Linked DNA regions of Homo sapiens: region 2 is linked to region 1. The links are chromatin loops, found by intact Hi-C in ENCODE. Cell type or tissue: B cell. All regions are shown on one strand. Each heading gives the region's core, and the rest is flanking DNA. Links, peaks and the distances in the headings are about the cores only. Region 1 holds the start of SYVN1 (synoviolin 1). Region 2 holds the start of MAP4K2 (mitogen-activated protein kinase kinase kinase kinase 2).

Evidence for each region. Hi-C counts contacts between places; a loop is a spot of excess contacts. Peaks named below come from ENCODE experiments on the same cell type or tissue, not always from the same donor. Only the 100,000 strongest peaks of a DNase experiment are listed, where the experiment ranks them.
Region 2: it touches region 1 in a loop (5-fold over the local background); 4 of 110 quality-filtered maps call a loop at or near these places.

The regions. Positions count from the first base shown.
Region 1 is chr11:65,129,857-65,141,553 of GRCh38, forward strand. SYVN1 (synoviolin 1) reads right to left here and starts at 4,663. Exons shown (of 16, transcript NM_172230.3): 1 at 4,600-4,663; 2 at 3,614-3,762; 3 at 3,304-3,396; 4 at 3,066-3,218; 5 at 2,876-2,924; 6 at 2,392-2,495; 7 at 1,614-1,740; 8 at 1,418-1,517; 9 at 1,276-1,341; 10 at 1,064-1,180; 11 at 804-967; 12 at 395-523; 13 at 146-319; 14 at 1-59. The coding sequence starts at 3,745. MIR6751 (microRNA 6751) reads right to left here and starts at 122; the gene lies at 60-122. RefSeq lists enhancers at 2,494-2,543, 4,044-4,113, 4,402-5,305, 4,664-5,173 and silencers at 3,266-3,442, 5,159-5,342. In B cell, for the core only: no CTCF peak of the experiment used is centred there; DNase peaks (open chromatin) are centred at 2,725, 3,545, 4,825, 5,205 and 4 weaker places; H3K4me3 peaks cover 4,469 bases; H3K27ac peaks cover 7,067 bases.
Region 2 is chr11:64,797,366-64,808,144 of GRCh38, forward strand. It overlaps MAP4K2 (mitogen-activated protein kinase kinase kinase kinase 2), which reads right to left and starts at 5,849. Exons shown (of 32, transcript NM_004579.5): 1 at 5,689-5,849; 2 at 5,520-5,577; 3 at 5,198-5,288; 4 at 5,054-5,118; 5 at 4,701-4,756; 6 at 4,345-4,392; 7 at 4,214-4,256; 8 at 3,746-3,818; 9 at 3,535-3,666; 10 at 3,399-3,461; 11 at 2,946-3,027; 12 at 2,744-2,851; 13 at 2,240-2,318; 14 at 2,056-2,114; 4 more. The coding sequence starts at 5,784. It overlaps MEN1 (menin 1), which reads right to left. Exons shown (of 10, transcript NM_001370259.2): 3 at 10,526-10,734; 4 at 10,187-10,315; 5 at 9,814-9,854; 6 at 9,646-9,733; 7 at 8,867-9,003; 8 at 8,270-8,405; 9 at 7,669-7,833; 10 at 6,151-7,451. The coding sequence ends at 6,969. RefSeq lists silencers at 559-759, 2,412-2,706, 5,479-5,658, 5,809-5,988 and enhancers at 3,779-3,828, 3,919-3,968. In B cell, for the core only: no CTCF peak of the experiment used is centred there; DNase peaks (open chromatin) are centred at 4,246, 4,436, 5,346, 5,896 and 4 weaker places; H3K4me3 peaks cover 3,111 bases; H3K27ac peaks cover 3,835 bases.

The DNA.
Region 1 (11,697 bases), core at 1-8,000:
TAGCTCCTCTGGGGTCAGCCCAGCAAAGCCCGCAGGGGGCACAGGCATTGGGGGGAAGGCTGGAGAGAGAGAGGCTCAGTCTGGGCTGCTGGGGCCAGACACCAACCTCACCCCCAAGAAGAACCCAGAGAGTGGCCCAGCTTACCAAAGGGTGGAGGCAGGGGCATACCCATCCAGGGAGGAGGGAAGGGGAAACCAGGGGCAGGGCCAGCCTCTGGGGCAGAGCCAGAGCCTGGGCCAGATGCTGTGGCAGAAGCAGCAGTAGCACTGGTGCCAGCAGCTGTGGTTGTAGCTGCTCCACTGGGCCGAGAAAGGGCTGCTGAAGAGCAGGAACGAAGTCAGTGAGTGTTCCATCCCTGCCGCCCCCTGGCTGTCACAGTACCCAAAGGCTCACCTGCACTGGTGGATGGAGGAGCCACAGCCTCTCCTGAGCTGGGGGGAGGCGGGACAGGTGGAAAGGGGCCCATGGGGGGCCACAGTGGGAACATGCCTGGAGGAAAAGGAGGCAGGAGGCCCTGGGGGACTGCAGAGAGAAGACGGAGGTAAGGAAAGGGCCAAATGGACACAGACCCAACTCCCAGGCAGGGGGCCTGGCTATTGAGAGCTCTGTCCTATTCCCACAGGCCCTCAGCCCAGCACTGGTCACACTGACTGCAAGCATCTATTTCTCATCTTTTAATCCCTCCCTGGCCCAGACTGAGATTCTGGAGGGCAGGGACTCTCCAATTTCCCAGCATCTTCCACATCCAGCCCAGGGCAAGTATCCAGTGGTATGCCGGGTGGCCAGACAAGGGGATACTCACAGTTGGGGGGCTGAGGCAAGAGTGGTGGGGGGTGGGGGGCAGGGGGTGGCCCCTGATCCGCAGGCTCCGGGGGTGGTGGTGACTGCGCTGGCAGCGATGCACGAAGGACATCCATACGGCAGGTGGGGCAGGTCTGCTGCCGCTGGAACCAGGAGCGCAGGCAGCTGCGGGTCAAGGCCAGGCAGAGGTCAGCAGGTCCCTAGGGGCCTGCCTTCTGGGGCCTGTGCCCTGCTGTGCAGGCTCCCCAGGGCCCCTCCCACCTGGTATGGAAAATGTGGTTGCAGGGCAGTCTCTTGGCACCAGTCACCATCTCTTCTCGGCAGATGATGCAGACATTGTCCATTGCCTGGAGCTCCTCTGGGGTGGCATCTGGATACCTGGTTAGGATGACAGGGGCTGTATCAGGTCCAGAGCTGGAAGCAGAGGGACCCAGGACCGAGCTTGGGACAGCAGCCATGACAAGCCTACTTACAGGGTGTTCATGTTGCGGATGGCTCGGCGAGACATGATGGCATCTGTCACAGCTTTCTTGAACTGTCTGAAAGGACAGTCAGTGAAAGCAGGAGAAGGGACGGGATCAGGTCAGGAGGATCGGGGGACAGGGCCGGGCTCACCTCATGGCCAGGTACATGGGCCGGATGGCAAAGAGTGGGAAGGTGTGCACCTTGATCATGATGGTCATGAAGGCCATGTACAGCAGAACCTTGATGAAGCCTGAGGGGAGGGGATGCAGAAAGCAGCAGGTCACAGGGCCAGGAGGCAGAGTGGAGGATGCTGGTCCAGATCAGGAGAGGCCCAGGCCCCTCTCACCTGTAAACAGCTCTGTGTAGAGCATGTACACAGCCTTGTTGTCCCAGGGGTTCTCACTCTGGAGGTCCACGGAGTGCAGCACATACTTGATGAAGATGGTGAGCACCATCGTCATCAGGATGGCATACTGAAGGGAGAGGGGGACGAGGGGGATGTAAACACATAGCTCCCCCTTGCTGCACCCACATTGCTCCCCAAGGCCTCTGCACAGCAGGTGCAGTGGTACAATCACAGGCTCTAGACACACCCAGGGTCCTCCTAGCCCCTCCACTTACTAGCTGTGACTTTTGGCAACTCAGTGAACCTCAGTTTACTTATCTATAAAATGACATAATTAACTGTTCCTTTATAACAGTATTGTCTTGCTGAATAAGAGATGCAGGTCAGGAGCTCAGCATAGGGCCTGGTGTGAAATTCGCACTCAACAAATATGAGCTGTTGTCACTGAACACATTCTCTCTCTGCCAGGGACACGCCTCCAGTTGTCCATGGAACTAATCCTCTCCTGTCCATTACCAGCTAGCTCCGGCACGAGCCTCCAGGAACCCTCTCCTGAGCCCCAGGTTGGGGCTCCTCCTCTGTCCTAGCCTCTTTGTGCGTCTCCCCAGTCACCTAGGAGTGAGCGTGTGGAGGGCAGGAGCCATATCTGATCACTGCCCCTTGGTGGCCAGCACAGGTTGGCCACATAGCAGGTGCTGAGGAAGGGTCTGTTGGGTTATTCAAGGCACATGTGGGGTCACCTCGGGCTTGTCCTCTCAACCTCCCAAGCCAGTTTTACCTCAAAGCCAAACACCAGCTGCACAGAGGCCCCACGGGTCAGGATGCTGTGATAGGCGTGGCTGACGAAGAGGAAGTCCAGGATGCCCAGGAGGAACATAAGAGCTGTGGGGACCCCCACACATGCAGGGTGGGGGGGTCAGCCCAGGGCCCAACAGCTGTTTAATGCTCTAGGACAGCCCCACCCTCAAGCCCACCATGGCCCCAGCGATCTAGTCAGGTGGGCACACTCCACTGAACCTGGCCCTCTGGGAACTTCCTGGGGGAGGGGGAGTTGTTGGGGCTGCCCAGGCTGCAGGTGAGAAGGCAAAGGGCTGAGGGCCCAGGCAGTTGAGAAGCCCTAGAGTGGAACAGCACAGAGACTATGCAAATTAACTTCCTAAATTATCTTTCCTGTACAGCTGTGGGGGGTAGCCTGTGCTCTGGAGTACAGGTCCACGGTTCACGTTCCAGTCCTCCCTTCCCCTCCCCTGAATCTCACTCACAGACAATGCGGCAGTGAAAGAGCCAGGAGATGTTGGGGCTGCGTTCCATCTGAGGCAGAGCACAGAAGAGGCCTGTCAGGAGGCCTGGGGCTCACCCCACACCCTCAACCTAGCCCTCCCTGCTCCTTAAGCCTGCCCGCTGGCTACTCCCTGGCTTCCACCTGCTCCAGAACTCCCTGCCTTGACTCACAAAGTCCACACGGTCCTCAGCCAGCCAGTGGAAACATTTGAGGAAGAGAAGAAGAGTGAAGAGTGCAACAAAGCGGGGGCTGAAGTCATCCCGAAAAACGGTGAAGGCCAGACAAGTCTCTGTGACGGCGTACCAGGAACGTTCCAGAAGGTGCTGGGGGCCAGGCAGGGAATAATGTGGATACCAAACATTCTTTCCCAGCACCCTGCCCTCACCTTTGGGGCAGCCGACATCTTACCTCCATCTCTGCTGCCCTCAGTTGCCCAAAGAACACCTTGCCCATCACCTTGCCCAGAAGGAAGACAAGGACAAAGGCCTGGATGTACAGGACCTAGGAGTGGGGAGAGGCTGTGGTTTGAGGTCACTTTCTGCTTTCCTCTCCTTGGGACTCATCATGCAGGATCCTCCACATCCTCATCACAGTTTATTCAAAGTTAGGCAGCTGGCGGCTACTTCCCTACTTACCTGACCTCTAGCCCCGCCCCTTGCCCAGGCAGACTCCTCCTTCCCTCCCAGGGAGTTCCTCCCTCCCTGAGCCCTGAACTCACTGCCATGCTGGGGCTGGACTTGGTCAGGTACACCACAGTGGGGTAGAACTGGTGTTTGAGGTAGTAGGCGTGAGCCACCACAGCCCCGGTCAGCGCCAGGCTGGCCGCCATCATCACTGCCGTGCGGAACATTGCCCTGGCCCGGAGACCTGCATGGGGCAAGAAAATAACTTATGTGATGCTCGTGCTGTGCAAAATAGCCCGGTGCCTGGCACAGCCTCAATTCATAGGAGAAAGTGGGGGGGAAATCACATTTCGCCCTCGAAATCATCAGACAAAGAATAGCTTACGCTACCCCATTTTACAAATTAGACTCGAAGGGGTTAAGTGATCACACTGACGCAAGGCCTGGAACCTGGGTCAGTCTTGCTTCAAATCTAGGGCTCTTTCCACGCTGCCTGCCAAGCCGCCTCCTCTAGGGAGGTGATGAGGAAAAGCTGCAATGTTGGAGGAGGGGGAGCTGCACCGCTGACCCTCCGGTGGAGAAGATGGGGTGGGAGGCAACAGCAGAAATCTGCTCCAGGGGCGGGAATGCGCAGCCAGGGCTGAGAGCAGCCAAGGCACAGAGGATAGCAGGCTGGGCAGGCGACAGCGCCGGTGACAGCTGTGTTAGGGTGGGCAGTTCGGACGCCCGCCCTGCGGGAGCGGGCGGGGAACGTCAGCCTGGAATCCTGGGGTCCCCCGACCCCCGGAGTAGTGTCAACTCAGAGCACCACAAAAACAGCGGGACGGGAGAGAGCAGCAGCGGGACGGGAGGAGCCGGGTCGCCCTCGCGGCCGCGCACCTGTGAGCACCAGGAGTTGCGGGCGTCGCAGGCAGGGCCCAGGCTTGAGCAAAGCGGCCGCACCGGCGTCTGAGGTCTCCGGCCAGCTGACAGGCCGAAAGCGTGCGGCGGGGCTGAGGGGCGTGCCGACTCCGGAGACCTCAAGGGGAAGGTTCGGGTCCCGACCCCAACCACAACTCGGGCCAGACTTCGCCCCACTCACCAGGAACCCAGCGCCGCGAGCCCGCTCAATCCGCGCGACTGCGGCTGCCCCTCCGGTTAACAACACTCCCCACCCCCTGCGAACCGGAACTTCGGGGGTCAGACACCTCACTTCCGGCGGCGCGGGGCGCGGCGTGGGTCGTACCAAGTGCGTCCTGCCCTGGCTCGCACTGCGCCCTACGTGGGCCCATAGCAATGGTGTCACCACCGTATCTGGGGTGATGTCTACGGGGAAGGGCTGGGCAAGAGGTCCGAGAGGTGGTCGGAAGGTAATAAGGCAACAGGGGGGAGTCGGAGGTCCCCCTATTATTTATTAGTCACAGATGGTATGGCTCCTGCGCTGAGTGGCCTCCTCGGACTGGGGGACTCGGCCCCGCGAGCAGCTGGGAAGGGGAGCCGCTTGCGGGCTGTACCACCTGGAGCGGGGAGTAGGCCAGGGACAGACTATACAAGCCTGAGGGGAATGAAATGTTTTCTTAAACATTTAGGGAGAGTCACAACAGTTTGACAAATACGGTGCTCTCTGAGAGAACTGGATGCGGAAAACAAAAATTTGTCTTCTCCATGATCACCCCCACAAGTTGTGTGGGAGTGAGTTGGGTCCCGTGGCTGCCACTGATTGGTTGCGATAAGTTACGCGGCCCAATAAGAAAAAGAATGTACCTTTGCTGGCCTATAGAAAGGGGAAAGCAGGTGAGTGGTTGTTAGGGGCGGACAGCTGCGTTGCCTAGGCCCTGGTCCCGCTCCAGTTGGCTGAGAGTAGGGAAAGCTCAGTCCTTGGGCGAGTGATCCCTGGCTGGCCTCCGGGAACGTTTGCCGCGCCAGGACAGGGAGGGACAACCAGGTGTACCCGAGACTGGGAGATTAATTCCTGCTAATCTTGGGACGGAAGTGTTCTGTTTGTTCAAAGGAATTGACTTCAGCGTCGCAGGCCTGCCCGCATCTCAGTGTCTGATTTTGCTGCCCATGTGTTGTTCAGCTCTGAGCCATAAGCAAGACCCCCACTGGTCCTGGGCTGCACTGTATTTTAGTTCGTGTCTGGGTCGCAGCCAACTAAGCCTGCTGATTAACAAAATGGAGCTAATGCATCCACTTTGTGCCTTGCGTTTTCCTCCGTCATCTCATTTAATCATCAATCACTAAGGTTTATGAGCTAGGGGGTGCTACCCCCTCCCCCGAAACGTGGGGCAATTGAAATTCAAAGGCTTACCAAAACCTGTCCTAGGATTGGCGCCAGGTCTGTCTGCCTCTAAATCTCTGTGCTGTTGGTCTCAGCCATCTTCCCTGCCACCTGTTGACTTGACAGTTTCAGCTTATAACCAGTCAGAGTTGGCTTCCCCGTAAGGCCACGTATAACTTTTTTTCCCCCTTTTCTTTTTATTTATTTATTTATTAATTTTTGCGACAGGGTCTTGCTCTGTCGCCCAGGCTGGAGTGCATTGGCGCCATCAGGGCTCATTGCAGCCTCGACCTCCCGGGCTCAAGCGATCCTCCCACCTCAGCCCCACAAGGTGTTGGGATTACAGGCGTGAGCCACAACACCTTGCCTATCTGTAACTTTCTAGTGACTGCATCCAATGGTTGGCTTTCAGCCCTTGCTTGACTCAACCTCTCTCCCCTTCTTGAAAGTCTCCTCCCTAAGCTTCTGTGATCCACATGCCTCTGCTCCTCTTTTCTCTCTGGCTATGCATGTGTCCTCTTCTCTTTACCTGATGTCCTTCTCTTTACTTTTCCTGCATGATTTCCTCTGCTCCAGTCCAGCCCCTGACCCAGGTGCTGATGATTTCCTTGTGTGGTCTCCAGCCGGGATCTATCCTGCTTTTAAAACAGTTCAGTGTCCCTAGACACTGTCTGCACCCCAGCTCCGGAAACGGGCATCATGCTCACTATCTGCCCCCACATCCAAACTGGTAATTAAGTCATTTATTCAGTTAGTCTACAAATATGGATCAAGTGTCTCCTGTTCTAGGGACTTAGGATGTCAGTGAACAAAATAAAGATCTCTACCTTTGTGGAGCTTATCCTAGTAGATGTGACAGCAAACCACAGACATAAGTGAAAAATCTAATACGCTGGAAGATGATCAGTGCTATAGGAAAAAAGTAGAACAGAATAAAGGGGATCAGGATGTGGTGGGGTACTTGAAGCTGGTTGCAGTATCAGCGAGGATAATCGGGTAAGCTTCCTTGAGAAGGTGACATTTGAGCAAAGACTTAAAGGAAGTGAGGTTATGAGCCAAGTGGATGTCTGGGTAAAGAGTTACAGCTCAATAAAGGTGGAGCAGTGCTGCTTTGTTGAAGGAGATGAGTGTGGCTATAGTGGAACTAGTGAAGGGTGCGTAGGAAAGAGGCCAGGGCAAGATCGCATTGGCCATCACAGGGACCTTGGCTTTTCCTCTGAGTGACGTGAGAAGTCATTGGAGGGTGCTGAGCAGAGGTGTGACATGCTCTGACTTAGGTGTAATAAAGTCACTCCAGGCTGGGTGTGGTGGCTGACCCTGTAATCCCAGCACTTTGGGATGCCAAGGCGGTTGGATCACGAGGTGAGGAGATCGAGACCATCGTGGCTAACACGGTGAAACCCCGTCTCTGATAAAAAAACACAAAAATTGGCCGAGCTTGGTGGCGGGCGTCTGTAGTCCCAGCTACTCCGGAGGCTGATGCAGGAGAATGGCGTGAACCTGGGAGGCGGAGCTTGCAGTGAGCTGAGATCGTGCCACTGCACTCCAGCCTGGGCAACAGAGCGAGACTCAGTCTCAAAAAAAACTAAAAAAAAAAAAAAAAAAGTCACTCCAGCTCCTGTGTTGGAATAATCTGTAGTGGGGAGGAAGGCAAGTGTGGGAGCAGGGAAACCAGTTAGGAGGCTCTTGCGGTGCAATAGGCAAGAGAGGACATCCTGTGGGTTCTACCTCCTGAGTGTCTCTAGAATTCATTCTTTCCTTGCCATTTTCACTGCCAGTGTCCTAGTCCAGACCATCATCATCTCATGCCTGGGAAAATGCAACAGTCCCCTTTCCTGTGCTTTCCTCCTCATCCGTTTTCCATAGAACGGCCAGAGAGATCTCCTGACACCTGAGCTCACGTCTTGCCTTCCCTCCCACACTCTGCCCTTCAGGCATAATGCCCAGTTGTGGGGTCTCAGGTGTACCATCCCTACCATGCCCCAGGCAGGCCCATCACCTTTTGCATATGTCTTTCCTTCTCCCAGGAACGTCTTTCTCCTCAAATATCACAAAAAGCATTGCCTACTTCCTCAGGCTGGGGTGGAGTGCATGCCATCATGGCAGGCTAATTAAAAAGAATTTTTTTTGTAGCTACAAGGTCTTGCTATCAGGCCCAGGCTGCTTTTGAACTCCTGGGCTCAAGCGATCCTCCTGACTTGGCCTCCCAAAGTATTGGGATTACAGGCATGAGCCACCATGCCTCGACAAAAAGCAGTTGTACTTCTAAGTACTAACAATAAGCAATCAGAAATTGAAAATTTCAAAATACTATTTACATAGCTTCAAAAAATCAAATGTTTGGCCAGTCACGGTGGCTCACGCCTGTAATCCCAGCACTTTGGGAGGCTGAGGCGGGCAGATCACTTGAGGTCAGGAGTTTGAGACCAGCCTGGCCAACACGGTGAAACCCCTTCTCTACTAAAAATACAAAACTAGCCAGGCGTGGCCGGGCGTGGTGGCTCATGCCTATAATCCCAGCACTTTGGGAGGCTGAGGCGGGCGGATCATGAGGTCAAGAGATCGAGACCATCCTTGCTAACACGGTGAAACCCCGTCTCTACTAAAAATACCAAAAAAATTAGCCGGGCATGGTGGCAGGCGCCTGTAGTCCCAGCTACTTGGGAGGCTGAGGCAGGAGAATGGCGTGAATCCAGGAGGCAGAGCTGGCAGTGAGCCGAGACCGCACCACTATACTCCAGCCTCAGTGACAGAGCAAGACTCCATCTCAAAAAACAAAACAAAACAAAACAAAACAAAACAAAACACAAAACTAGCCGGGCGTGGTGGCATGCGCCTGTAATCCCAGCTACTCAGGAGGCTGAGGCAGGAGAATCACTTGAAACCAGAAGACAGAGGTTGCAGCGAGCTGAGATTGCGCCACTGCACTCCAGCCTGGGTGAAAGAATGAAACTCCATCTCAAAAAAAAAAGCAAATGTTTAATAATAAAATATAATCAAAGATGTGCAAGACCTGTACACTGAAAAGTATAAAACATTGCTGAAAGTAAAGATCCAATAAATGGAGAGATATACTATATCCATGGATCAGAGCACTCCATACTCCTATGATGTCAATTTCCCCCAAATTGATTTATAGGGTTAATGCCATTCCAATCAAAATCTCAGTAGGCATTTTTAAAAAATTGATGCTGATTCTAAAATATGTGAAAATTCAAAAGACCTATAATATCCAAGACAACCTTGCAAAGTATAAACAAAGTTGGAGAACTTATACTACCTGATTTTAAGACTTATTATAGGCTGGGCGTAGTGGCTCATGCCTATAATCCCAGCATTTTGGGAGGCTGATGTGGGCGGATCACCTGAGGTCAAGAGTTTGAGACCAGCCTGGCCAACATGGTAAAACCCTGTCTCTACTAAAAATACAAAAATTCGCTGGGCGTGTTGGTGCGCGCCTGTAATGCCAGCTACGCACCTCTAATCCTAGCTACGCGGGAGGGTGAGGCAGAAGAATCACTTGAACCCTGGGGGCAGAGGTTGCAGTGAGCCAAGATCCCACCATTGCACTCTAGCCTGGGTGATAAAATGAGACTCTGTCTCAAAAAAAAAAAATAAAAAAGACTACTATAAAGCTACAGTGATTAAGACAGTGTGGTTTTTGGTGTAAAGATACACATGTAGGTTAGTGAAACAGAATGCAGTCCGGAAATAGAATAACATTTATATTCATTTTCTTTTTTTTTTTTGAGACGGAATCTCGCTCTGTCGCCTAGGCTGGAGTGCAGTGGAACCATCTCCGCTCACTGCAAGCTCCGCCTCCCGAGTTCTCGCCATTCTCCTGCCTCAGCCTCCCGAGTAGCTGGGACTACAGGCGCCCACCACCACGCCTGGCAAATTTTTTGTATTTTTAGTAGAGACGGGGTTTCACCGTATTAGCCAGGATGGTCTCAATCTCCTGACCTCATGATCTGCCTGCCTCGGCCTCCCAAAGTGCTGGAATTACAGGCGTGAGCTACCGCGCCCCGCAATATATTGATTTTCAATATAGGTAACAAGGCAATTCAATGGTGAAAGATGATTTTTCTTTCTTTTTTTTTTTTTTTTTGAGACAGAGTCTTGCTCTGTCACCCAGGCTGGAGTGCAGTGGTGTGATTTTGGCTCACTGAAACCTCCACCTCCTGGGGTTCAAGCATTTCTCCTGCCTCAGCCTCCCAAGTAGCTGGGATTACAGGCGCGTGTCACCACACCCGGCTAATTTTTGTATTTTTAGTAGAAACGGGGTTTCACCATGTTTGTCAGGCTGATCTCGAACTCCTGACCTCAGGTGATTCGCCTGCCTCAGTCTCCCAAATTGCTGGGATTACAGGCATGAGCCACCATGCCCGGCCGAAAGATGATTTTTCAACAAAAGTGCTGAAATAATTGGATATCCATATGAAAACAAAAAACCTCATTCCCTACCTTGCATCGTATACAACACTTAACTTGAAATGAACCGTAGGTCTAAATGTAAAACATAAAACTGTAATATCTCTAGAAGAAAACAAAAAAATCTTAGTAATGTTGGGTTAGGCAAAAATGTCTTAAATAGGATACAAATAGCATAAACTATCAAAGAAACAAATTGATAAATTGGATTTAATCCTAACTAAACACTTTATCTGTTCAAATGACAGTTAAAGGGAGAAAAATTGGGAGAAAATATTTGCCAAGCGTATATCTGACAAAGGACTCATATTGAGAATACATATTATAACTTACTAATAAAAAAATGAAAAGCTAATACAAAATGGGCCAACATTTTGAGCAGACATTTAATCAAAGGTATTCAGATGAGAATAATCCCATAAAATGTGCTCAACACCATCATTATTAGATAAATTCATTGAAAGCAATGCCATACTATTAGTACTAGAATAGTTAAATTAAAAAGATGTCATACAAAGTGGTGGTAATGATGTGGAACACCTAGAATTATCTTAGATTGCAGGTGGGAATACAAAACGGTATAGCCATATTGAAAAAAGGTTCGGTAATTTCTTATAAAGTTAAGTATACATTTACCATATGACCCAGCAATTCCGTTCTTAAGTTACCCAAGATAAATGCAAATATATGTTCATAGAACTAGTGACAGAGAGCATCTCAAGTAGTTGCCAGGGACAGAGGCTAGGGGAGAGGACAGATTGCTCTATGGCACAAGCAAACTTTTTGGATAGTGGAAACATTCTCTATATCATGGTAGTGGTGGTAATTACCTGACTTATACATGTTTGTTAAAGCACACCAAATTGTGTAAGTGACTAATCTTATTGTATGTTAAAACTGGCAAATCTTATTGTATTAACATACAATTATATCTCAGTTAAGTTGACATAAAAGTTGTTGAAAGCAAACTTACATTTTGACCTGGATTTTCCCCTTTCAGGAATCTATCTTGTTGAAGAGCTTGTACATGACCCCAAAGATTTTAAGTCCAAGGATGATTGCCACAGCATTGTTTGAAATAGTGAAACAAGACAATAGAACCACATATCCATTAGGGAGAGAATGGTTAGGTCTGTCTTTTAAATTTTTATTTGTTCGTTTGTTTACTGTATTTTTTGTAGAGTCAGAGTCTTGCCATGTTGCGCAGGCTGGTCTCCAACTCCTGAGCTCAAGCAATCCTCTCAGCCTTGGCAACATAGTGAGACCCCCCTCCTACAAAAAATAAATTATCCAGGTGTGGTGGCTGTAGTCTCAGCTACTCAAGAGGCTGTGGTGGGAGGATTGCTCAAGCCCAGGAGTTCAAGGCTGCAGTGAGCTATGATCCTAAGATCATGCCACTGCACTCCAGCCAGAGTGACAGAGAGAGACCCTATCTCTAAAAGAAAGAAAAAGAAAAGAAAATGGTTAATAAGCACAAAAAAATATGTT
Region 2 (10,779 bases), core at 2,780-10,779, 330 kb before region 1:
TGGGGAGTCCAGCTCCTGGTAGGAGGGGCAGGGCCCAGCCCGGCCGTTACCAGGTTGCCCTGTAACCACATCCCACTCCAATCGTACCCTCTGCAGTGGCCTGGATCCCAGCTCCAGCCTCCCTCTGTGTGGCACCTGGAATTCTGAGGCTGACCGAATAGTCAGACTCCTGTGGGAGGGAGATGAGGCGTGAGGCATGAGGTGTGACTGGCACCAAGGCCACCTGCCCCTTGCCCCTCCCCCAGGCCCACATCCCTCACCTTTCCTCCAGGGCCTCCTGGACCGACTGCAGCAGGCTCCTGGGCAGTGGGGAAAAGGGGTCAGAGGTCAACCTTTCCTTTTTTTTTTTTTTTTTTTTGAGACGGAGTCTCGCTCTGTCACCCAGGCCGGAGTGCAGTGGCGCAATCGCGGCTCACTGCAAGCTCCGCCCCCCAAGTTCACGCCATTCTCCTGCCTCAGCCTCCCAAGTAGCTGGGACTACAGGCGCCCGCCACCGCACCCGGCTAATTTTTTGTATTTTTAGTACAGAGGGGGTTTCACCGTGTTAGCCAGGATGGTTTCGATCTCCTGCCCTTGTGATCCGCCCACCTCGGCCTCCCAAAGTGCTCAGATTACAGGCATGAGCCACACCCGGGCTTTTTTTTTTTTTTTTAAGACAGAGTTTCATTCTTGTCACCCAGGCTGGCGTGCAATGGCAAGATATCGGCTCACTGCAACCTCTGCCTCCCAGATTCTCCTACCTCAGCCACCCTAGTAGCTGGGATTACAGGCGTGGGCCACCATGCCCAGCTAACTTTTGTTTGTTTATTTATTTATCTGAGATGGAGTCTCGCTCTGTTGCCCAGGCTGGAGTGCAGTGGTGCAGTCTCAGCTCACCGCAACCTCCGCCTCCCGGGTTCAAGCGATTCTCCTGTCTTAGCCTCCTGAGTAGCTGGGATTACAGGCGCCTGCCACCACACCGGCTAATTTTTTCTATTTTTACTAGAGACGGGCTTTCACCATGTTGGCCAGGCTGGTCTCAAACTCCTGACCTTGGGATCCGCCCACCTCGGCCTCCCAAAGTGCTGGGATTACAGGCGTAAGCCACCACAGCCAGCCTAATTTTTGTATTTTAAGTAGAGATGGGGTTTCACCATGTTGGCAAAGCTGGTTTCGAACTCCTGACCTCAGGTGATCCACCCACCTTAGCCTCCCAAAGTGCTGGGATTACAGGCATGAGCCACCCGCCCAGCCTAATTTTTGTATTTTAAGTAGAGGTGGAGTTTCACCATGTTGGCAAAGCTGGTCTTGAACTCCTGACCTCAGGTGATCCACCCACCTCAGCCTCCTAAAGTGCTGGGATTACAGGCATGAGCCACCACGCCCGGTCAGAGGTCAGCCTTTCTGCCGCCCCTGCCACCCCCTGCAGCTTCCCCATACCTCACTTACCCACTCAACTCTTCCTTTCCCAGTAGTGTCCACTCTTCCTCCCACTGGGGGAAACCAAGGTAGAGACCGGGGAAGAAGCAGAGACAGATGCAACGTGAGAGGGCGCTCAAGAGATTCAGGAAAGGAAAGACAGACAGACAGACAGACGGGAAAGGTGAGATGGAAACACACAGAAGATGAGAGAGACAGACAGTGGGAGGCAGAGCTGAAGACTGTGAAAGAAAGGGCAACAGACAGCGAGGGAGGAAGAGACAGGCTGGGGGGTGAGGAGAGACCAGTGACAGAGCCGATGAGGGCAGAGACAGAAAGTCAGACCACTGGGGACACACAGGTGGGAAAACGAGGCTGAGCAGGGTAGGGTGAGGGCTCAGGCACATGACGGCCTCCTTTTGGGAAAGGCATGGTCTCTGTGCTACCTTCCAGACACCCACCTAAAAGAACTTGGCCCAGGAAGGAGCCCCTAACCCTCCAGGTCCCTGGGTAGGACAGGCTTGCTTGGACAGTCTAAGGCCCAAGGCCCGAGGCCACCCAGCTTCAAATCTCCCTTGATTTGAGCTGCTCGGCCTCCATCCGACCTCCCTGCCCCACCTCTGGGCACCACCTTCCCCTCAAGGCCTGCCCACTCACCGGCTCATTCAGTGGGTCAGTTTCCTTCCTGCGTGGGGCGCCAAATTTCACCTGGTGAACTGGGGGGCCCAGAGTACAAGAGTGAAGGAGCTGGAGTCTCAGGATGGACCTCTACTCACACCAAATCCATGTGCACACAGGCCCCCCAAAATCTGCACACACACAGCCCCTGCTGCAGACTCACACTGGATCTCCGAGGGGGTCCTCTCGGCTGGGCCGTGCTGCCCCCGGGAGTGAATGGTGTCTGGAAACATGTCATAGGTCTAAGGAAAAACAGAAACAGTGTGGACACACCTGGCACGCGCCTCATGCCGGGGCTGCTCTAGGAGCTTCACACGCACCAGTGCGTTTTGCTTTCATGACAGCCCTCTGGGACTACTGTAAAATAAAATGGAACCCCACTTCACAGATGAGAGAACCCACACAGAGCAGTGCCAAAGATCACACAGAAAGCAAGAAAATGGCACAGTCGTGGTCATGGTCAGCTTGGACTCAAGGGCAGGGACCTATCAAGGGGGTGGTACAGGAAACAAAAGTCAGCATGACAGAGACTCCTAATGGGAGGGCTCAGCTGAGGCCAGCTCCCTGAGCTGGAATGGTGCCAGTTAAAGGACCTCCACCAACATCACCCTCGGGCTCTTTCTAAGCAGACCAGCCCAAGACTCACTTTCCAGCCCCCCTCACCTACCTCCAGCTCACAGTCCTCAGGGGAGGGGGTCCCCAGATGAGGGTCACTGGCTTTGTCCAGCAGCTGTGTGAGGAGGGCCCGAGGGAGCTGCTGAGTCGTGAACGGGTGCTGGAAAGTGGGGGAGGGGGGTGATCAGGTTGGCCCCTGATCCAGGGCCCTGCTTTTGAGTACTGGGCCTCTCTCCCGGCCCCCTGCCTCCCACCTGCAGGAGCTTCTCTGCTGTCGGCCTCTTCTTAGGATTCTTGGTCAGGGCCAGTTTGAGAAAGTGGTGGAAATTCTGGGTCCTAGAAGGCACAAGAGCCCCCCAGCGCCAGATCCAGGTTAGCCCTCGTGCAGGGTGTCCTGCCAGCTGCCCTACCACCCCTCCAGAGGCGTCTGCTGGGCCCACCCAGGAAGGAGCCAGCCGAGGCCAAGGGCCACTGGCCGAGCAACGCTGCCTTGCGACACAGCGGCTCCTCCACCAACCCTCTGCCCTTCTTTCCTGACCACGCTGGGTCTTCAACCCACAGAAGGACCAGGCCCCTGACTCAGATGGTCTGTAGTAGCCCAGAAAGGACAGGGCTCTTGGGGTTGCCCCCCGGGAGTTGGCAGAGGCTGTTTGTCCACTATGGGGCTGACAGAAAAGGGGGTCCCGGCAGCAGGGTGTGGCCCTTACCAGCGAGTCTTATCTCTCAGTTTGGGCGGCTGGAAGCTGCTCTTCGACATGAGCATCAGGGCCCTGTGGAGGGCGCGAGGTCAGGGGCCACAGGCCGCAGATCAAGGGTCAGGTGAGGGGCAAGTGTTGGGCTGACCTCATGGGGTGCAGGTGGAACAGAGGGGGCTGCAGCTCGCCCAGCTCAATGGCAGTGATGCCCAGGGCCCAGACGTCACATAGCTCATTGTAGCCACCTTTGCGCTCCACAGCAGCCACCTCGGGAGCCATCCTAGAGGTGGGGTCACAGATGGGATGGCCGGGTGCCCTGCTCTGTGGCCCCTACCCCTCCGCCCCAGGCGCAGCCTCACCAGTAGGGAGTCCCAATGAAAGACCTCCTCTTGGCCACAGACGCTGTCAGCTCGCCTGACACCCCAAAGTCAGCTGTGGGGAGAAACAGCCACTCTCACCAGCCCTCTGGCTGCCACTCACCCTCCCACGCCCAGGGCTCTGGCTCGGCTGCACCTGGCAGGGCTCAGACGGGCAGGTGGCCCCGCTTGGTCACAGCTGCCGCAGGCCCTAGGCAAGGCCAGGTCCCTCTCCTGAGAGGGGTCAACCACCCTCTATCCCTGACGGAGTGCCTGGTCCCATGTCAACTCCGTGCAGACCCAACCTCCTCTATTTTCCAGCAGGGAGGGAGTACCGTTCCATCTTCTAAGCAGGGAAACTGAGACTCAAGTGGCAAAGTGACTTGCCCAGTGACACCCAACCCTTGAGTCCAGGGTAGCCGGGGAGGGTCCACAGAGCCCTCACCCTGATGGTGTCCCCAGGGTACTGACCCAGTTTGACATCTCCCTGGAGAGTGAGGAGAAGGTTGGCTCCCTGTGGGAATGGAGGAGAGACAATCCCATCTGGTGCCCCCGAGGGCCTCCTCCTCCCTCCCCAGGAGTGCCCCCAGCTAGGTGCCTACCTTGATGTCTCTGTGGATCTTCCCCTGAGAATGCAGGTGGTGGAGCCCCTGGCGACAAAGAGGAGTCCCTGAGAGCAGCCACCCAGCACTGTCCCACCTCCCCAAACCCCCTCTCAGGACTGGGGCCCCCCACTCAGGCTGCTTCTTCCTCCCCTCTCCCCAAACAGGAAGTGACTGAGCCAAGAGGGAAATGGACTGCTTCCGGCAACAGGGCTGGGGCCCCTTTTCCCCAGGACCTACAGCCCCTCGGGCCAGCCCCACCCGAGGCACTCCACCCGCCTCCCTGCTGGTCATCTGGGCTCCTGGCCCACAGCTTCTGGAGACCAGAGGTGTGGGCACCTCACAGGCCCAGCTACCTTCAGTGCCTCTCGGCAGACGTAGGCAATCTGCCGCTCCTCCAGGGGCCCAGTGGCTGAAAGGAAAAGGGAGAGGCTGGCTTGGGGGCCCGGGGGTCATGCCCACCCTCCCAGGCTACCGTGTGTGGGAAAAGCAGCAGGCACTGTTAAATGAAAGCGGTGTTGGCCACGTCCCCTCCCAGTTTAGTCTAGGATACTGAACCCAGAGATGGACAGTATTTCTCTCAAGGTCACACAGCCAGGCAGGAGTGGAGAGGAGCCCAAGTCCAGGGCCCAGAGTCCCCTCTGGTACCCCAGTGGGGTAGGGGTGGGGGAAGGCTGGGGCCTGCTGGGGCCTGGAGCCCTGGCCTCACCATGGTAAATCTCCTGCAGGGAGCCCCCTCCGCAGAACTCCATGCAGATCCACAAGCGGTCATTCCTAGGGACAAAGAGCTGGGGTGGGCACAAAGCAGGTCACATGGGGGCTGCCTGGGGCCAGGAGGATAAGGCAGCCTCACCTGAGGTAGCTGCCAATGTAGGCCACCACATTGGGGTGGCGGCACTCACGCAGGATGGTGATTTCCTGCTGGAGGGAGCTGATGTCGTCCCCTGGGAAGCACAAAGCATCATGGGGAAGGCGCGCTGGGGTTGCCCTGACTCAGTGCCCCCATCTGCAAAATGGGCACAGAGTGCCTCCCTCCGGGCCAGGCAGGTGCAGGTGACAGCACCTCCCGGGGCACGCCTCTCAGGGGTCTCGGAAACGTCAACCCTCCGCCCGCACCCCGCGCCCGCGGGCGCTCTGCCCTTCCTCTGGCGCAGAGGCCCGACCCGGGCCCTCACCTGGGTCTAGCTTGACTATCTTCACGGCGGCCAGTTCGGACGTGACCGTGTCGCGGGCCTGCAGGGGCGGAGGGTGAAGCGGGATGGGGGGCGGGGCCGGGGGCTAGATCCTGCCGCGGGGTGCGGGGCTGGCACCCTCCTCCCGGCTCTCCCGCCCGTCCCGTCGCACCTTGTAGACGTCGCCATAGGTCCCGGCCCCCACGCGCTGCAGCAGCTCGAAGCGGTCCCGCGGGTCCTGCAGCGACACATCCCGCAGCAGCGCCATGGCCCGGCGCCGGGCGGGCCGGCAGGCGGGCGGGCGCGAGCTGCGGAGCCGGCGCGGGGCGGCGCGGGGCGGGGCGGGCGCCCGTGGCTCTGAGGCCGCGGGGGCGGGGCTGAGGCCCGGGGGCGGGGCCGCGCCGGGGATGCCCCACCGCCAGTCCGGGAGGAGGCGCCCGCGGGACGGGCCCTCGGCGGCGCGGGGAAGCCCCAAGGCCGGGGCGGAGCCTACGTCCTTCCGCCGCCACTGTCGCTCGCGCTCCACAGGTAGGGAGCGCAAAGTCCCGGGAGCCAGAAGACAGAGGGAAGAGGGGGCGCTCCACTCCCCGCCCCATCCCCAATTTCCCAGATAAACATGGACTTGCGCTTTATATTTTTTTTAACAAAATGTATTCATCTTTCTTGGAACTGAAAAATAAATCTATGTACAAAACAGGAAGAGATCAGGCTCTTGTCACCCACTCCTAACCCTCTGCAGATTTCCTCCGGGATGCTCCGAGATGGGCTGGACCTCTGGGAGGTTCCCAGAGGGTCGGAAGGGAGGTCCTGCTCTGATCCGGGGCCAGTTTCGTCAGGAAGAGGGCGGGGCTCAGGATGCTCATAGGCTGGGGGCGGAGTTTTGTGTCCCAGACTCGGGATACGAAGGAGAGGAAACTAGGATTTCCAAATTCTGGAGCAGGACTGAAGTTATTTGGGGCAGGGAGCTTGGATTCGCAAGATATGGAATTCTGAAGTGCGGAAATATACTCCTAGGGGCTGAGTGGTCCTAGGCTCCCGGGCTGGAGGTGGGACCTGTGCTCCTTGGGTTAAGGGTGAAACCTCAGCTCCTACAAGCTGGGAGGAGCCCTGAGTAACGTTGGTCTGGCTCTAGGTGAGCGGTTCCGAGGAGGAGCTTGGGTTTCTAGGGGCTGGGCCTTTAAAGACTGGTAATTAGGACCCAGCGTGAGGTTTCCATTGGCCGGCTGGGATTCTGGGAGAAGAGACCTATATTCTAACGACTGGGGCAGAGCCCTGGGTTCTGAGCTGGAGAAAATCGTGGGTTTGATACAGACTGTACTCGGGACCGGGAACCTAGGGTTTGGGTAGAGGTGAGGCCTGTCCCCTTTGGGCTGGGGGCAGAACATGGGCTCAGAGTTGGGGGACTAAGGGCGGAGCCTGGGTCCCCACAAGCGGTCCGAAGTCCCCAGTAGTTCAGAGGCCTTTGCGCTGCCGCTTGAGGAAAGACAGAGTGTAGTCACTAGGGGTGGACACTTTCTGCTTCTTCATCTGCACTTGCGACTGTGCCGTGAGTTGCAGCTTGATGGCGCTCGAGTTGATCTTGGTGGCCACCAGCAGCTCCTTCATGCCCTTCATCTTCTCACTCTGGAAAGTGAGCACTGGACCCTCCGGCGGTGGTGATGCTGTGGGTGCTGGCACCTGAGCCGTGCTGCCACCTTCAGGGCCTCGGGCTGTGCCAGCGACAGTCCCAGGAGGCTTCCGGGGGGGTCCTGACACTGCACCCTGGCCGGTGCCCAGGCCCTTGTCCAGTGCTGGCTTCTTGGGCGGCGGGGGCTCCTCTGGCTTGGACTCCCGCCGTGGGCCCCGCCGCCGGCCTTCCCGGGCTTCCTCGCCCCACGGCTCCTCGGCCTCGGCCGCCTCGGCCTCTCGGCTCACTATGCGCACCTTCTGCCGCACCTGGGCCAGTGGGGAGAGCAAGGTGAGAGCAAGGTTGCCGGCCAGTGGCTGGAACTCCAGGACCCTGCTCTGGCCATCCCATCCCACCCAGGGGGTCTCAGTCCCATCGGCACCCAAGGGGATGGGCAGATGCTGCCCCTGGGCCAGAAAAGTCTGACAAGCCCGTGGCTGCTGTCACCACCTGTAGTGCCCAGACCTCTGTGCAGCTGTCCCTCACCTGTCCCTCAAAACGGCCTAGGGACTGCACAAGAAAGGTGGCCCAGCCCACATGCAGCACAGGCGTGGGACTGCCCTCCTCCCATTTGCAGATGCCGTCGTAGAATCGCAGCAGGTGGGCGAAGCACTCAGGGTCCTGGAGGGCGGAACCTTGGCTCTGGGTGCCCTGGACGAGGGGGAAGGGAGGGCACAGATCAGTCTCTTACTCACCCCTTAGCAGAGGGCACAGGCCAGGCCCCCCACCTAGGCAAAGACCCCTGGCTCCAGAAAAGGTAAGCATAGGTTGGGAACATTCTTAGAACCTCTTTCCTTTTATAAAGCCAATCCATAGCCAGGACGTACCATCCCTACCTCCACCCCTCAGCTGAGGGAGGGAGTCTGGCCATGAAACTGAAGGCACAGGGTAGAAACCTCTAAAATACCTTCAGTCCCGTCCAACGTGGGCCCAGGACCTCAGTTATAGCAAAAGGGAACATAGCTGTCTGCTCAGGGCCACCTTCCTCCTGCCATCCCTAATCCCGTACATGCAGCCCCCATGGCCTGTGGAAGGGAGCCCTGTCCAGGTGGGAGGCTGGACACAGGCTGGAGCTCCAGCCTTTCACCTGGCTTTGCTCCCCCGGCCGCTCCTCGCCCGCCTCCAGCAAGCTGGCTGCCTCCTTCAGCAGGTTGGGGATGACATCATTGGCTACTTCAAAGAACTCCTTGTAGATCTCCTCGTCTTCCCGGCAGTAGTTGTAGCTGTGAGAGCAGTGGGGTCTCTGTAGGGTCTGAAGGGGTCTCACCATCGGGGGTAGCCCCAGGGACCTGGCGGGGGATGGAGCCCCCAGGGGCTGGGGGAGTAGGTGGGGTCCTCACTGCAAAATGATGCTGTCTGGGTCAGCCCAGAGGAAGAAAGCAAGAATGAGGAGGGGGGCATGGGGCCGAGGGTGGAAGTCCCACTGCTGGATGATGGTGGTTAAACATTGGAGATTTGAGACTGTTCTGAGAAAAAAAAAATTAGGAGGAGAGGGGAGGGAGGGAAAGATGTGACACCTTAATCAGGGTCCCTACCTCCTGGGTAATGGTGGCCTTGCTGCCTAGGGACTGGATGGAAAGGGGATGGGGCGTGGGAGCCAGGCCTCAGTCCTGGACGAGGGTGGTTGGAAACTGATGGAGGGGAAGAAAGGACAGGCTGCAGGCCCTAGTAGGGGGATCCTCACTCCTGGATGACAGTGGCCGTGTCCGCCCAGGCCTGCAGGGCTTCCCGCACATTGCGGTTGCGACAGTGGTAGCCAGCCAGGTACATGTAGGGGTAGATGTGTTCATCCCGATAGTAGGTCTTGGCTGAGGCAATGCCCTGGATGGAGGTGAGGCAGAGGATCCTCAGGGAGGCAGCCCCAGCTGCCCTGCTGGCACAAATGCCCCACCAGGGCACACCCAGAAGGGGCCACAGGAAGATCCCAGGGAGTCCTCTCCATCTCCACTCCCACCTCCACTCGCTGCCAGCCCTTCTACCTGGTCTCCTCCCTGGGTCTACAGGACTGCTGGCTGAGGCCTGGGGCAGACTGCAGGGGTGGGGCCTGCCCTCCGAGCTCAGGGCCCTTCTCTTTCTCAGACACTCTTCTACACATCACCAAAGACTTTCAAGCCCAGCCCAATGGCCCTCCTCCCCACCTACACCCACCAAGTGAACACCCCCTCTTCATCAGTGCTCCTGCCACATTTGACCTCTGTTATACTCCAGGAAGGACAGTAAGCAGTGGCAGAAAAGGCAGGGCTGAGGGGACAAATGCAGCCCCTGCCACTCCCAGGCTGGGGAACCCTGGACACCCCTCAGACAGCCCTGACTGAACTGATTCTGCACACAGTTGACACAAAGTGAGACTGGATGGGCGATACCCCCCAACACACAAAGTTCTCTTCTCATCTGCCCAGATGAGGGCCCCTGCCTCAGCCACTGTTAGGGTCTCCCTTCTGCACCCTCCTTAGATGCCCCCACCTTGTGGTAGAGGGTGAGTGGGTCTGGCCGGCCAGGGGTGGGCTCCAGCTCCTCTAGATCTGCCAGGTTCCCTAAGGCCATGGGGTACCTAGGAAAGGATCATAATTCAGGCTGCCACCCAGCCCCCCGGCCTCACCAGGCGCAGCCTGGCCACTTCCCTCTACTGACCTTTCCAGATGTCCCAGGTCATAGAGCAGCCAGAGCAGCTTCTAGGAGCCGAAGGAGAGAGTTATGAGCCACGGAACAGGGAGGAGAACGGGTCCTTAGCCTATCGGGCAGAGGTGGGGGTCAGAACCAACAGGGACCACCCACCATGTGGAAGGGCCAAAATTCTGGGACCAGCCCTTTAATGGAGTCAAAGCAATTTCACATCTCAATTCTACTCTCCCAAGAGCCCTGGGAAAGGCCAGGCCAGGAATTACTAACCCATTTTTCCAGGAGGGGAAGCTGAAGCTCAGGAAGGGAAAGTGCCCCTGCCCAGGGTCCCACAGCAAGTCAAGTCTGGCCTAGCCCAGTCCTGCCCCATTGGCTCAGCCCTCACCTGCTGCAGCTGCAGAAGCTCCAGCGAGTCGGTGTGCAGGTCAATGGAAGGGTTGATGGCACACACCATGAACGCCACCTCCATCTTGCGGTCACAGCGCATGTATGATCCTTTCAGGTACAGCCAGCTCTTAGGGGGGGATGAGATCATTATGTCTCATGATGGCCCACCCTGTGCCTGCTTCAGGGAATGACAGCCAGGAAAAGGGGCTCTTCTGTCTTCCCTTCCTATGTGGGTGGTGATGGGAAGAAAGGGGTGTGGCCCAAGAAAATGGAGTCCCTTGGGTGGCTTGGGCTACTACAGTATGAAGGGGACAAGGCTGGGGGGAGGGAACAATACCCGCTCAGCCACACCGGCATTGACTGTCTGGCCCCTGCGGTCCTCGTTGCCCTTGCCGTGCCAGGTGACCTCAGCTGTCTGCTCCCCATTGGGCCCAAACACTACCCAGGCATGATCCTCAGACAGGGCGAGGTGGACATCCCGGAGACCCAGGGCCTGGCAGGCCCCAACCACAGCAAAGGCCACACCGGAGCTGTCCAATTTGGTGCCTGTGGAAGGGGGAGGTAATGAAAGAGGGTCCTCTGTGCTTTAAC